3 separate regions of the Homo sapiens genome follow, and regions 1 and 2 are each linked to region 3. A link is a contact called in ENCODE Hi-C or POLR2A ChIA-PET data. All regions are on one chromosome and are shown on one strand. The core of a region is the stretch at or near the end of the contact, and the rest is flanking DNA. Distances in the headings are between cores, read along the strand shown.

Region 1 (4,441 bases), core at 935-3,434, 230 kb after region 3:
CAGTAATTACTAACCAGTGGCCCAGCTAGTAACCTGCGAGGTAGCTTCCTTCATCCCTTCCCATACTTAAAACAATCAGAAAGTCTAGCTAAGTTTATTAGATACAGATTTTAGGTTTTTATCCTCTCCTATGCATTCTTATGCTCAGAATTTCCTCAGCATTTTTGACCCAGACTTTGACTATCTCTTTCAAGACCCTTGTTCACCCCAGCGTCAGTCCACCTTGCACGTGGCTGAGTAGTGTGTTCTAGCATGTAAAGATGATCATTACTGCTGTCCTTAATTTTTTTCATTGGCTCCTTATGGCTTACAGAATAAAAAATAAATTGGCAGGTTGAAGCATTATTAGTATAGTGATTAGACGAGCATGCTTGAAATCCCAGTTTCCACAGTTCGATAAGTTAACGTAACTCCTGATTAATAATGGCATTTACCTCAGAGGGTTGTGAGGGTTGCTGCAACTTGGCATCTAGTAAGCCCCTTAATACATACTAATGTTGTTAGTATTTTGTAATATTCTTTGCATGTATGATTGAATGATCACAATCTATAGGTGATCTGACCGTGATAAAAGTAGTTGTCTCCCATTTCCTAGTGTTGACAGGAACTAGACCCCAACCTAGAAATTAAAGTTGCTAAATTTGTGTGCTTAAGAGCAGAAACTTGTGAGGGATGTTTACTCAAAGAAACCTAGACTCAGTTTATTCCCCAGTTCTTTCTCCGTTGGATCCTGATGGTAACCTAATTTTGGGCACAGGTAGATTCCTGCCTGGTCTTTCCTCCTCTCTGAGAACGCATGGAGTTGATGTTAATTGTGATGAATACTGAGTTTTCTTGGTGTTTGCTGTAGATAGTGAGAAGGCTAGCATGAGCAGGTAGCAGTGTTTTTCTGAGTGTGTGGACGTTGGGAGAACAGTGAATGCTTTTAATCATATATGTTTGTATCATATGCTAGTACCCCTGAATTATGTGTTTTTCCTGTTTGCAGTTTCTAATGTCACCTCCGGGTGCTGTGTCCTATAGCCCCTATATGAATTGATTTCATTTTAATGTGTTGGAATTTCCTTACAGCTTGGTTTCAATGACACTCATGATTTCAGGTTCTTAGATGCTACTAGTAATCACAGGGAAGATTGTCCAGCTGATAACTTTTTTCTTTTTTGTTTTCTGTGTTTTTTTTTTTGAGATAGGGTCTTGCTGTCATCCAGGCTGCAATGGCCAGTCATGGCTCACTGCAGCCTTAAATTCTTGGGCTCAAGCAGTCCTCTCACCTCAGCCTCCTGAGTAGCTGGGACAACAGATATGTGCCACCATGCCTGGCTTTTTTTTTTTTTTTAATTTATTTTTTGTAGAGATGGAGTCTTCCTCTGTTTCCCAAGCTGGTCTCAAACTCCTGGGCTCAAATGATCCTCCTGTCTCAGCCTCCCAGTTTTGGGATTATAGGTTAGAGCCATGATGCTTGGCCTGACAACTTTTTTCTACCTTATTTGGCAAAGAGATATATTGACCAGAAAAAGATACTGGCAGAGAGATGTCATAATCTGAAAAATAAAAGAGAATCAAGTATTTACTCCAAGAGATCATTTCCTTCTAGAAAAGGGAGGTGTGTCGCCGGGCACGGTGGCTCACACCTGTAATCCCAGCACTTTGGGAGGCCGACGTGGGCGGATCACAAGGTCAAGAGATCAAGACCATCCTGGCCAACATGGTGAAATCCTGTCTCTATAAAAATACAAAAGTTAGCTGGGCATGGTGGCAGGCGCCTGTAGTCCCAGCTACTCAGGAGGCTGAGGCAGGAGAATCGCTTGAACCTGGGAGGCGGAGGTTGCAGTGAGCCGAGATCGTGCCACTGCACTCCAGCCTGGCGACAGACTGCACTCCAGCCTGGCGACAGAGCGAGACTCCATCTCCAAAAAAAAAAAAAAAAGGAGGTGTGTGTTAGCTGTTTGCGTTGCTGTAAAGGAATACCTGAGAATACCTGAGACTGGGGAATTTATCAAGAAAAGTGGTTCTTTAGGCTGTACAGGAAGCTTAGCACCAGCATCTGCTTCTGGTGAGGGCCTCAGAAAGCTTGCAATCAGGACAGAAGGCGAAGGGGAAGCAGCTTATCAAGTGTGGGGGAGGGAGCAAGAGAGAGAGGGGAGGAGGTGCCAGGCTCCTTTTAGCAATGAGATCTTGGCCGCGTGCGGTGGATCACTTAAGGTCAGCTGGAGACCAGCGTGGCCAACATAGTGAAACCCCGTCTCTACTAAAAATACAAAAATTAGCCGGGTGTGATGGTGCATGCCTGTAGTCCTAGCTACCTGGGAGGCTGAGACAGGAGAATTGTTTGAAACTGGGAGGCACCACTGCACTCCACCCTGGGTGACAGAGTGAGACTCTGTCTCAAAAACAAACAATAAACAAAACCAATCACATCTTGTGGTAACTAATGGAGCGAGGACTCACTCATTACTGTGAGAAGGACACCAAACAACTGAGAAGAGATCAGCCCCCATGACCCAAACAGCTGCCACTAGGCCCCACCTCCAACACTGGGGGTCACATTTCAACATGAGATTTGGAGGAGACAGATATCCAAATGCTATCTGCCTTAAAAACAAATTGGATAGTTTGGTTTTCTATTCTGTGGAAGAATTTGTGTAAGATTGGTAATACAGTTCTAGAACTTTATAGTTCTTGGCCTTTTGGAGATTAATTCTAGAACAGCGTAGGTTTTCTGTTTGATTTTTAGTTCTGTCAGTTTCAGTAAGTTGTGTTTTGTTGGGAATTTGCCCATTTTATCTAAAATGTCAAATTAGTTGGCATAAAGCTGTGAATAATGACCTCGTAGGCTCTTTTCACCTTCTGTAGGGATTCTTGGTGTGCATTTCCTTTTTTTTTTGAGACGGAGTTTCACTGTTGTTGCCCAGGCTGGAGTGCAATGGTGTGATCTTGGCTCACTACAGCCTCTGCCTGCCGGGTTCAAGTGATTCTCCTGCCTCAGCCTCCCATGTAGCTGGGATTACAGGCATGTGCCACCATGCCCGGATAATTTTGTATTTTTAGTAGAGATGGGGTTGCACCATGTTGGCCAGGCTGGTCTTGAACTCCTGACCTCAGGCGATCCACCTGCCTTGGCCTCCCAAAGTGCTGGAATTACAGGCGTGAGCCACTGCGCCTGGCCCTTTTTTTTTTTTTTTTTTTTTTTAAGAGGTGAGGCCTCACTCTGTCATCCAGGCTGGAGTGCAGTGGCGCACAATCATAGCTTGCTGTAACCTTAAACTCCTGGGTTCAAATGATCCTCCTGCCTCAGCCTCCCTAGTAGCAAGGACTATAGGCACGTGGCACTATGCCTGGCTAGTTTTTAAATTTTTTTGTAGAGATTGGGTCTCACTGTGTTGTCCAGGCTTGTCTTGAACTCCTGGCCTCAAGTAATCCTCCAGCCTCAGCCTCTCAAGAGTGCTGGGATTATAGGCATGAGCCACCATGCCTGGCTGGTACTCTGCATTGATAACTTGTGCTTTGTCTTTCAAAAAATATTTAATTTTGCAGGATCTTCTGGATAAATATTCACAAATATTGCATGTGTTGATAATTTTATATCTTATTTTGATGTTAAATGAACTAGAATATCCAGAAAAGTATTCAATGGTAATGGTAAAAGTGCATACAACCTCCTCTACGTAACAGGAATACATTAATTTTTTCTTACTGTTAGGTATCCTTTTGGCTGTATACACGTAAACATGCTTTATTACCCTATGGAAGCATTTTTGAAATTTCTCAGTTTCAGCTGGACGCGGTGGCTTACGCCTATAATCCCAGCACTTATGGAGGCTGAGGCAGGCGGATCACGAGGTCAGGAGATTGAGACCATCCTGGCTGACGCGGTGAAACCCTGTCTCTACTAAAAATACAAAAAAATTAGCCAGGCGTGGTGGTGGGTGCCTGTAGTCCCAGCTACTTGGGAGGCTGAGGCAGGAGAATGGCGTGAATCTGGGAGGTGGACCACGCTTGCAGTGAGCGGAGATCGTGCCACTGCACTCCAGCCTGGGCGACAGAGCGAGACTCTTTCTCAAAAAAAAAAAAAAAGAAATTTCTCAGTTTCTTACATGTGTTCTCTCTTCCCCTTTTCCTCTTCCCTTCCTCCAGTTCAGCATGTCATAGAACTTTCACAAGTGGTTATGAAATCTTAGATATGCTATGGAGAAAGAGGTTATGGCATAGCAAGAGCATTGTTCTGTGAGAATTGGAGAGAAATCTATTCTTAATGTGTATTTATTTATTTATTTTTGAGACAAGAGTCTTACTGTTTCATCCAGGCTGGAGTGCAGTGGTGTGATTATGGCTCAGTGCACCCGGGAACTCCAGGGCTCAAGTGATCTTCCTGCCTCAGCCTCCTGGTAGCTGGGACTACACGTACGTCCCATCATGCCTGGCTAATTTTTAAATTTTTATT
Region 2 (4,710 bases), core at 801-3,300, 200 kb after region 3:
AAAAGTTGTCAGTTTAATTGTTTTTAATTTGTTAAAAGAAAATCCATAGCCAAATTAAATTTAAGAGAATTTAATTGAGCAAAAAACAATTCGTGAATCTGGCAGCCTCCAGTGCCAGAGTAGGCTCAGAGAGACTCCAGTGCAGCCACATGGGGGAAGATTTATAGACAGAAAAGGGCAAGTGAGGCACAGAAACTGCAGGATTGGATACAGCTCCATGTTTGCCTTATTTGAACATGGTTTGAACAACTGAACCTCTTTGATTTACAGAAATTCGGGGATAGGCACAAGAGCAGGCTACAGTCTGTTTACACCTCCATTTAGATTACAATTCGCTATGTACAGAGAAACCTTTAGGCCAAACTTAAATCACATGGGGAGGCAGCTTTAGGCTAAACTTGATTTCACAAATTTTCAAATTAACAAGTAAAAACTGTGGATATTATTCAATTTAATCTTTAAGAGTTTATTAATCAATATGCATTATAACTTCATTTTTGTAAAAACAAAAAAAGATATGCCTAGAAAAGGGTTATGGAGAGGGCACAAGGGACGTTTATTTTCTAAAACATATTTTTTATAATGGATTTTTTTATATAACTTTAAAAAGAATTAGAAACGTTTCTGAATTATTAATGATTTCCTTAAATCTTTAGCTACATATATTTCTCCATAAAGAGCAGTTCCTCAAACTGCATCACCTCAACCCTGATATTATATATTTTTATTTTTATTTTTATTTTTTGAGACAGAGTTTCGCTCTGTCACCAGTCTGGAGTGCAGTGGCACGATCTCAGCTCACTGCAACCTCCGCCTCTCGGGTTCAAGCAATTCTCCTGCCTCAGCCTCCTGAGTAGCTGGGACTACAGGCGCCCGCCACCACGCCCAGCTAATTTTTGCATTTTTAGTAGAGACAGGGTTTCACCATGTTGGCCAGGATGGTCTCGATATCATGACCTCGTGATCCGCCCGCCTCGGCCTCCCAAAGTGCTGGGATTACAGGTGTAAGCCACCGCGCCCGGCCGGTATTAAACATTTTTAAAGTAAATTTATTAAATCTCAAAAGAAGCACACTTTGAATACTGAGGAAGAGACGTTGTAACCCATAAGCAGAGAGTAGGTAAGTAAAAGCAATTTCCACCACTCTCAGACTGGGCGTAGTGGCTCACGCCTGTAATCCCACCACTTTTGGGAGGCTGAGAGGGGAGGATCGCTTGAGGCCAGGAATTCAAGAGCAGCCTAAGGAAACTTAGCCAAACTCCATTTCTACAAAAGAAAAATTTTTAAAGCAATTTATTTCACCATTCTCAACGCTTTTCTCTTTTTTATTAACCAAATATTTCTGTAACTCTTTTTTTTTTTTTTTTTTTTTTTTTTGGTATTGAAAGACATGGGAGAAGGAAGAATTCCTGAATGCAACAGACTGGGAAGGACGCACCACAAAACGCTCCGCGGTCTCTGGACACCCTATCAGCTAGTCCCGTCCCTCCTGGTGTCCGGTCTCGACCATCCATCCCGTGTTTTGGGAGTGCCTTTCCTTACCAGATTCTTCTAAAGCCCTGATGCACCCACCCTTAAGTGGAAGGTAATGCTTCTGCTGGGGGCTGTGCGTTCTTCCACTCCGTCCCACCTTTGCCGTGGACTAAACAGGAGCCACTGAACGAGAGTACCCTGGCTCCCGGCCCTGCAGATTTTCACCAAAAACTCTAGGACTAAGTTAAAGTAGGGACTGAAATACCACACAGAGCTCGCTGTAAACCACCCGCTCAGCGCAGTAAGTCGGGATAGTCAGTAGATCTGAGCCCTTGAGGGAGGCGCCTCCCCCTCCTCCGCGCAGCCCCCGGGCGCCCGGCCCAGCTTCCCGCAGCCAGGGTGTATTGAGGTAGGCGCGCCCAGACCTGAGACGGGTTGGGACTGGGCTGCGTCACGCGCGGGCTCTAAGCGCCCGGGGCCCCGCCCAGTGGCCGGCACAGCCAATCGCAGCGCGGGAAGGCGGTGGGGGCGGGGAAGGCCGCCTGGAAACTTAAATCCCGAGGCGGGCGAACCTGCACCAGACCGCGGACGTCTGTAATCTCAGAGGCTTGTTTGCTGAGGGTGCCTGCGCAGCTGCGACGGCTGCTGGTGAGCGCCCCCGACCAGACCGAGGGACAGGGCGAAGGGGGACTGGAGGAGGGAACCCCCCTTTAGGGACACTGAGAGGAGGCGGGCGCTTCTGGGAGTGAGAGCTTCTGCCCGGAGCTCTGCCAGCCTCGAGGTGGGGAACGGGGGAGGGCGGTTGGAGACCCCAGGGAGGCGCCGGCACCACTGGGAGGGCCCGGGCGGGGCAGGTCAGTCATCCTGTGGGCTGAAGCCGGACCGGACCGGGCGGCTTCATGCCCCCAGCCTGGCCGCGGAGCCCCCGCTCCCTGCACCGCCGCAAACATTCTCGGGGCGCGGCGGCGCGTGCAGAGGGCGAGAGCAGGCGGTGCGGCCCCGGTCCTGGCCCGCCCGGAGCTCCGGGAGCTGCCTGCCTCGGTCCGGGCCCTGGCCCTGGGGCCCCTGGCTTCCAGCGGCGCGGCCTTGTGACCCTGCCCCGGTTTAGGGGAGCGAGTAGCACAGACCCAAGTGTGGGACGGCGGGAATAGTGGGTGCTCTCCTTCCCAGTGTCTCCTGGAAAGGGATTCCCGAAAGGTTTTATTCCAAAAGGAGAGGTTGGAAGACATAGCTCATCTCCTGCTGTGTATCAGCCAAGAAGGTGTGAGGTGGTGTTCCTTGGGGATCCGCTTGCATCTACTTGGGATGGTACGTCTTCATTAGTGAGGTTTTGCCTGGATGACCTCAGTACAATTGGTGCAAAACCTGGACCAACTCTTTCCTAGTTTTCTAGTTGTTGCCTTAAGCTTCTCACCCGTCAGGTATCTTTCACACCCTTCTCATACCCTAAATTATCGCATATGCTGTTTCAACGCCTCCAACTCTGCAGGCTGCTTTTAATTTTGGTGGGCCCATCAAATACCTCCACTTGGCCTGTTTCAGCCTCTTCCACAGTCCTTGGGGAAATGCTAGGGAGAATAATTGAAATATTTCTATTCCACGGGGGCTGTAAGATGGCTTTTTAGGATTGGTCTAATCAGATACTCATTTCTTTTCTCTTTCTAGGTTTTGAAACATGAATCTTTCGCTCGTCCTGGCTGCCTTTTGCTTGGGAATAGCCTCCGCTGTTCCAAAATTTGACCAAAATTTGGATACAAAGTGGTACCAGTGGAAGGCAACACACAGAAGATTATATGGCGCGGTTGGTAACATCTGAAACTGTCCAGAGGGACTCTGGAGAGAATGGTCCTCGCTGTTGGGAGTTGATAGCCAGAGAGTAGCTTCTAGACACCAGACCTTACCAGGCAATAACCTAACAGCACCCATTATAGGTGCAATATGGGCATATATCTCCATTGTGTCTTGGCTTGGAGAACAGCTCCCAGAGAAGTATCAACCCATCCCTGGCCATGGTTTCTCTTCCATTTCTGCCCGCAAATCGGCTTGGTGAACATGGGTTGGGTAAGTAGACATAAAGTCCACCAGCTATATGTTTGCCTCTAGAATGAAGAAGGATGGAGGAGAGCAGTGTGGGAAAAGAATATGAAAATGATTGAACTGCACAATGGGGAATACAGCCAAGGGAAACATGGCTTCACAATGGCCATGAATGCTTTTGGTGACATGGTGAGTGTGGCAAGGATTGCTGAACTCTGTGCTGCTTCTCAGTTCTTCACCAAAATAGTCTTGCTTTTAACATTTTATTTACTTCTCCTTGAAGACCAATGAAGAATTCAGGCAGATGATGGGTTGCTTTCGAAACCAGAAATTCAGGAAGGGGAAAGTGTTCCGTGAGCCTCTGTTTCTTGATCTTCCCAAATCTGTGGATTGGAGAAAGAAAGGCTACGTGACGCCAGTGAAGAATCAGGTGAGACAGCGTCAGATTCAGACCCTGTCTCCACAGGAAAGCCAAGAAGGAATTGGTGTCATTGCTGTGGTAGATGGTGGCACAACATATGGTGATGGGTTTTTTGTATTTTTGGTTTTTGGTGTTTTTTTTGTTTGCTTGTTTGAGACGGAGTTTAGCTCTTGTTGCCCAGGCTGGATTGCAATGGCGTGATCTCGTCTCACTGCAACCTCTGCCTCCTGGGTTCAAGAGATTCTCCTGCCTCCACCTCCCGAGTAGCTGGGATTGCAAGTGCTCACCACCATGCCCAGCTAATTTTTGTGTATTTTTAGTAGCGACAGGGTTTCACCATGTTGGCCAGGCGGATTTCAAACTCCTCTCCTCAAGTGATCTGCCCGCCTCGGCCTCCCAAAGTGTGGCGATGGGTTTTTTTTTTTTTTAAAGAATATTAAGGTAATTCAATTATGGGGTACTGTATTTGTATTGGTCTTGTAAATTTACAGCTTTTTTTTTCTCCCTTTTTAGAAACAGTGTGGTTCTTGTTGGGCTTTTAGTGCGACTGGTGCTCTTGAAGGACAGATGTTCCGGAAAACTGGGAAACTTGTCTCACTGAGCGAGCAGAATCTGGTGGACTGTTCGCGTCCTCAAGGCAATCAGGGCTGCAATGGTGGCTTCATGGCTAGGGCCTTCCAGTATGTCAAGGAGAACGGAGGCCTGGACTCTGAGGAATCCTATCCATATGTAGCAGTGGTAAATGGAGCTCCTTATCTTGTCATTCGTGCTCTGCTTTT
Region 3 (4,490 bases), core at 1,407-3,906:
AAACCAGACGTCCAATTAGAATAAATTGTGCTATACTTACATTTATACAACATATATTTATACAATTATACAATGGAATACTACACAGCAATGCAAAAGAACTACTGCTTCACACAATATGGATGTATACTCATGGAATGATTAAAGCAAAAACAGACTGCGTACATTGAACAAAGCACCTACTATATGATTCTGTTTATGAGTCCAGAACAAGCAAAACGAACAGATGGTGATGGAGGTCAAAACAGTAGTCAGCAGGACAGTAAGAAGAACTGCTGGCTGGGAAGGAGCATGAAGGAACCTTATGAATGGAAATGCTCTATATCTTGATCTGGGTGGTGTACACGTATCTAAAAACTCATCAAACTGTAGACTTAAAATTTGTGTTATTTACGTATGTCATATATGCCTCAATAAAAAATTTAAGGCCGGGCATGGTCACACCTATAAACCCAGCACTTTGGGAGGCCGAGGTAGGCAGATCACCTTAGATCAGGAGTTTGAGACCAGCCTGGCCAACATGGCAAAACCCCATCTCTACTAAAAAGTACAAAAATTAGCCGGGTGTGGTGGTGTGCGCCTGTAATCCCAGCTACTTGGGAGGCTGAGGCAGGAGAATCGCTTGAACGTGGGAGGCGGAGGTTGCAGTGAGCCGAGATCATGCCATTGCACTCCAGCCTGGATGACAGAGTGAAACTCCGACTCAAAAAAAAAAATTAATAAGTAAAAGAAGATAGAAAGTGACAATGAAGTTTATTATATTAATATTCTTTAAAAGCAACTTTTTTTTTTTTTAAGACAGAGTCTCACTCTGTCACCCAGGCTGGAGTGCAGTGGCACAATCTCAGCTCACTGCAAACTCTGCTTCCCAGGTTAAAGCAATTCTCCTGCCTCAGCCTCCTGAGTAGCTGGGACAACAGATCCACACCACCACACCCCGCTAAAGTTTGTTTTGTATTTTTAGTACAAACAGGGTTTCACCATGTTGGCCAGGTTGGTCTCAAACTCCTAACCTCAAGGGATCCACCCTCCTTGGCCTCCCAAAGTGCTGGGATTACAGACATTAGCCACCGCGTTGAGCCTAAAAGCAACTTTTATACAAACTGGATTTCCAAAGGATGCACTAGCCCTAACATGACAATTAAGAAATGTAAATTCAAAGTAATAGCTATCTAATATAAGAAATTACAGAGAAAAATTTTCACTGCTTCCTGTAACATTATCCCAAAACTGATCCCAGAAGCCTTATTGCTGGTATCTAAAGGTCTATATATTTAGATTCAAAAAACATACCTGGGCCCTAAAAGGCCATACAGGACGTGGCTCCGAGTTTCCTGTCCAACCTTATCTCCTAATCAAATGGGCCCTCTAATAAAAAGGGCCTTTTTGCTGCTCCATACACAGGCCAACTTCATGCCTACTTCAGGATCTCTGCACTGGCTCTTGGTCCTGCCTGGAATGCTCTTTCCCCAGAACTTCTAAGCGAATTCTCTTGCTTCTTCAGGTCTCTGCTCAAATATCACCTTAACAGAGGCTCCAGCACCCTATGGCACATTTCTTATAAAAGCCATAGCTAGAAAAGACGCCGTCTTGCCTCAAATTGTTAACGTTACTTATGTTAGATTATAACAACAAAACAGGGTGTCCTTTTTTATGTGCTTTAAAGCAAAAAACAAACAAACAAAATGAAAAACAAAAACCTCCTGGTTAAATTCTGTGACCCACAGCATCATTTATCTTTAGGCTCTTCTTTAACTCCTATTATTTAACTCTTGCTCTTTTACATTCCTTTACAGCTTTATAGTTTGTCTTCACTGCACACCTGCAAGAAGTGATTTCTTGGTTAGCTAAGTATATAACTAAGACTAACCCATAGCAATCAGCGCCTTTGCACACAGCAACTCCTAAAACATTTTTTGATGAATAAACAAATGAGTGAATAATGAACTATGACAAGACATCTGGAAAGTTTCAGGGACGTGAGGGAAAAGGTTTTTGTTCCAGTAGACTGACTTCATACCGGCACTTTTACATAAGAATGGCAACAATGATGTCAAACGAAAAAATTAATTTTCATCGAGCCCAGAGTCCACTTTTCTCTTCTAGTCATAACTGCCATTAAAAAAAAAAAATCCTTTCAGCCCAACTACAGTTGTCAACCATGTTCCCAATAAATGGAGGAGGTTTTTCTCAGAAGTGCAGGAATGCAAGAGTCTGGAAATGGAAAGGGCAAGACAGGAGTCTGAGGTAACGCGAGGAGACTGAGAATCTCAATACTGGGGCGGACACGCAGTAACCACAGGACCCTGGGTCCCAATCAGGTGCTGCTGGGAGGAGGCGCGTCAGCCAGGGGTGGAGGAAGCAGAAAAGGCTCTCTCACCTCTAACGCCGCAGTGGATTAGAGCATCTGAGAAGCTCTGGAAAAAACCTCTCAGGAAAACAACGACTTCAGCAGGACCCACTAGCCAAGGAAAGGGGATAAAATAAATAGCAAAGGGAAGGAAAAACACGCACCTCTGGGATGCTGCAGGTCCTGTTGCAGCCGCCGCCATCCCTCGAAGCCACCGTTGCTTCTGCCAGAGCTGCTACTAGCGCGCTTATCAGCTCCGCCACCGCCCAAGGGGGAAACTTCTGCAGAAACCCCAACCGAGCTTCCGTCGTAAGTAGCCAACGAGCAGCCACGCAGCGTGCTGCTAGCGGGGCGGGAGGCTACGCGCGGGCGCGTGGCCTGCTGGGGCAGTGGAGGACCGAGTCTTCCCAGCCCGCACCCTGGCCTGGGACCCGCGCTCCCAGTCCCGGGACCCGCGCTCCCAGTCCCCGCCCCTAGCAGCCATGGTTATGGAGGCCCGGGCCAACACGTTCTCCTTCTCTTCCACCGCGCCCACTGCTGCGGTCACTCGGACCAAGCCTCCAGGAGTAGTAGCTCAGAAGCACTTTTGTAGCATACCGTTACCCCTCAGGAGCTTAGCGGTTAAGGGCGTTTGCATGTCTTTTAGTAACACAAGCTCCAGGCCGGGCGCCGTGGCTCACGCCTGTAATCCCAGCACTTTGGGAGTCCGAGACGGGTGGATCACGAAGTCAGGAGTTCAAGACCAGCCTCGCCAAGATGCTGAAACCCCGTCTACGAAAAATACAAAAATTAGCCGGGCGTGATGGTGGGCGCCTGTAATCCCAGCTACTGGGGAGGCTGAGGCAGGAGAATCGCTTGAACCTGGGAGGCAGAGGTTGCAGTGAGCCGAGATCGCGCCACTGCACCACAGCCTGGGCGACAGAGCAAGACTCCTTAATAAATAAATAAATAAATAAAAAATAAATAAAATAAGCTACTTCGAGCTCCGTTTTCCCTAGGTTTTATCATGGCTGCCACAGGTGGCCAAGCCCTTTCGTCTCCGTGATGTCACTGGAGGCTGCGTGGTCTTTTCAGGGAACAGAGGGGCCTGGATGGCGCCTGGATTCCGGCGATCGTTGCGCTGGGAATGGAAAAGGGCTGGGACTCGCTGGAAGTCGTTCTGAACTAATAGAGCTAAAGGCCTTCTGGTTCCTGGGGAGACGCGCCTGGCCCCCGTGTACTATTCATTCCCTTCCTCATAACTCCACAGCCCAGGCTTTCTTCTTAGTGGGCTTCCTAGACCGAAAGTGATCTCAGGGCCGCTTTGTTTCCCATCCCGGTCGGTCAGGCCCTCCGTCAGCGCCCTTTGACCCATGCAGATCGGATGGGGAAAGCTGCCAGCGCCTTCCAGGGATGGGGGCAGAATGGGGAGCTGGAGGGAGTGGTCTTTTTCTAACTTTATACCACTATCAAACTGTGTTAATTCATGTAGCTTTATAATAAGTCTTGAAGTCCTGTGACTTTATTCTCCCAAGATTGCTTTGGCTTATTCTAAGGCTATTGTATTTGTAGGTGAATTTTGGAATTAGCTTGTCAGTTTAAAAAAAAAACAAAACTGCTAGGATTTGTACTGGGCTTGCGTTGGATCTGTAGATCTGTTTGGGGAAAACTAGTATATTAACAATACTGTCCTTCAATCCATTAATATCATTATTTCCCACCATTTATTTAAGTGGCCTCTAATTTTTCCTGGTAATATTTTGTAGATTGTACACATATTTATATCTTAATGTTTGGATCCAAGTTGTGCTTGGATCGATTGCAGTATAGAGATCAAACATATATTTCATTAGATTTATTCTTGAGCAGTGTTTTAAATGCGATGTTAAATAGCATTTTATTTTTTTATATTCTCGTTTGTTGTAAGAATATAGAAATGCTATTGATTTTTACATATTGATGTTATATTCAAGCATGTTGCTAAGTTCCCTTATTATTTGTAAGGGACAAAAAGACTACAGAGTCTTTTGGAATTTATGTGATTACAATCTTCCAATCTGTGAATAGAGATGGTTTAACTTTCCTGTAATCTTTATACCTTTTAGTTTTGTTGCTGGCTAGTATGTCCACTATTGAATAGAAATAGTGATAATGGACTTCC

What was found. Hi-C counts contacts between places; a loop is a spot of excess contacts on that map. ChIA-PET counts read pairs that join two places held with the same protein, here RNA polymerase II (POLR2A). Pooled maps may share reads with other maps.
Region 1: a loop to region 3 is called in a map of naive thymus-derived CD4-positive, alpha-beta T cell, with 10 times the contacts of the local background. The contact joins the enhancer-like site here to the promoter of SUGT1P4-STRA6LP-CCDC180 in region 3. A Hi-C loop is called at or near these places in 1 of 168 maps with a recorded cell type or tissue (naive thymus-derived CD4-positive, alpha-beta T cell) and 7 of 50 pooled maps. POLR2A ChIA-PET finds 5 or more read pairs at or near these places in 2 of 52 experiments (A673 and activated B cell).
Region 2: a loop to region 3 is called in a map of Caco-2, with 2.7 times the contacts of the local background. The contact joins the promoter of CTSV here to the promoter of SUGT1P4-STRA6LP-CCDC180 in region 3. A Hi-C loop is called at or near these places in 1 of 168 maps with a recorded cell type or tissue (Caco-2) and 6 of 50 pooled maps. POLR2A ChIA-PET finds 5 or more read pairs at or near these places in 12 of 52 experiments (A549, A673, H1 and 7 more).

The regions. Positions count from the first base shown.
Region 1 is chr9:97,007,539-97,011,979 of GRCh38, reverse strand. It overlaps the pseudogene SLC71A3P. Among named protein-coding and RNA genes, the nearest start is that of CTSV, 29 kb to the left of the region's middle. Within about 2 kb of position 2,184, at least 3 of the 41 ENCODE cell types and tissues checked have a DNase peak (open chromatin) inside an H3K27ac peak, as active enhancers do.
Region 2 is chr9:97,036,482-97,041,191 of GRCh38, reverse strand. CTSV (cathepsin V) reads left to right here and starts at 2,050. Exons shown (of 8, transcript NM_001333.4): 1 at 2,050-2,121; 2 at 3,139-3,274; 3 at 3,577-3,699; 4 at 3,794-3,940; 5 at 4,445-4,669. The coding sequence starts at 3,149. RefSeq lists a silencer at 1,706-2,015.
Region 3 is chr9:97,236,592-97,241,081 of GRCh38, reverse strand. SUGT1P4-STRA6LP-CCDC180 (SUGT1P4-STRA6LP-CCDC180 readthrough) reads right to left here and starts at 2,656. Exons shown (of 45, transcript NR_036529.1): 1 at 2,515-2,656. It also overlaps the pseudogene ANKRD18CP, the pseudogene SUGT1P4 and the pseudogene SUGT1P4-STRA6LP. RefSeq lists enhancers at 2,255-2,414, 2,423-3,248 and a silencer at 2,201-2,495.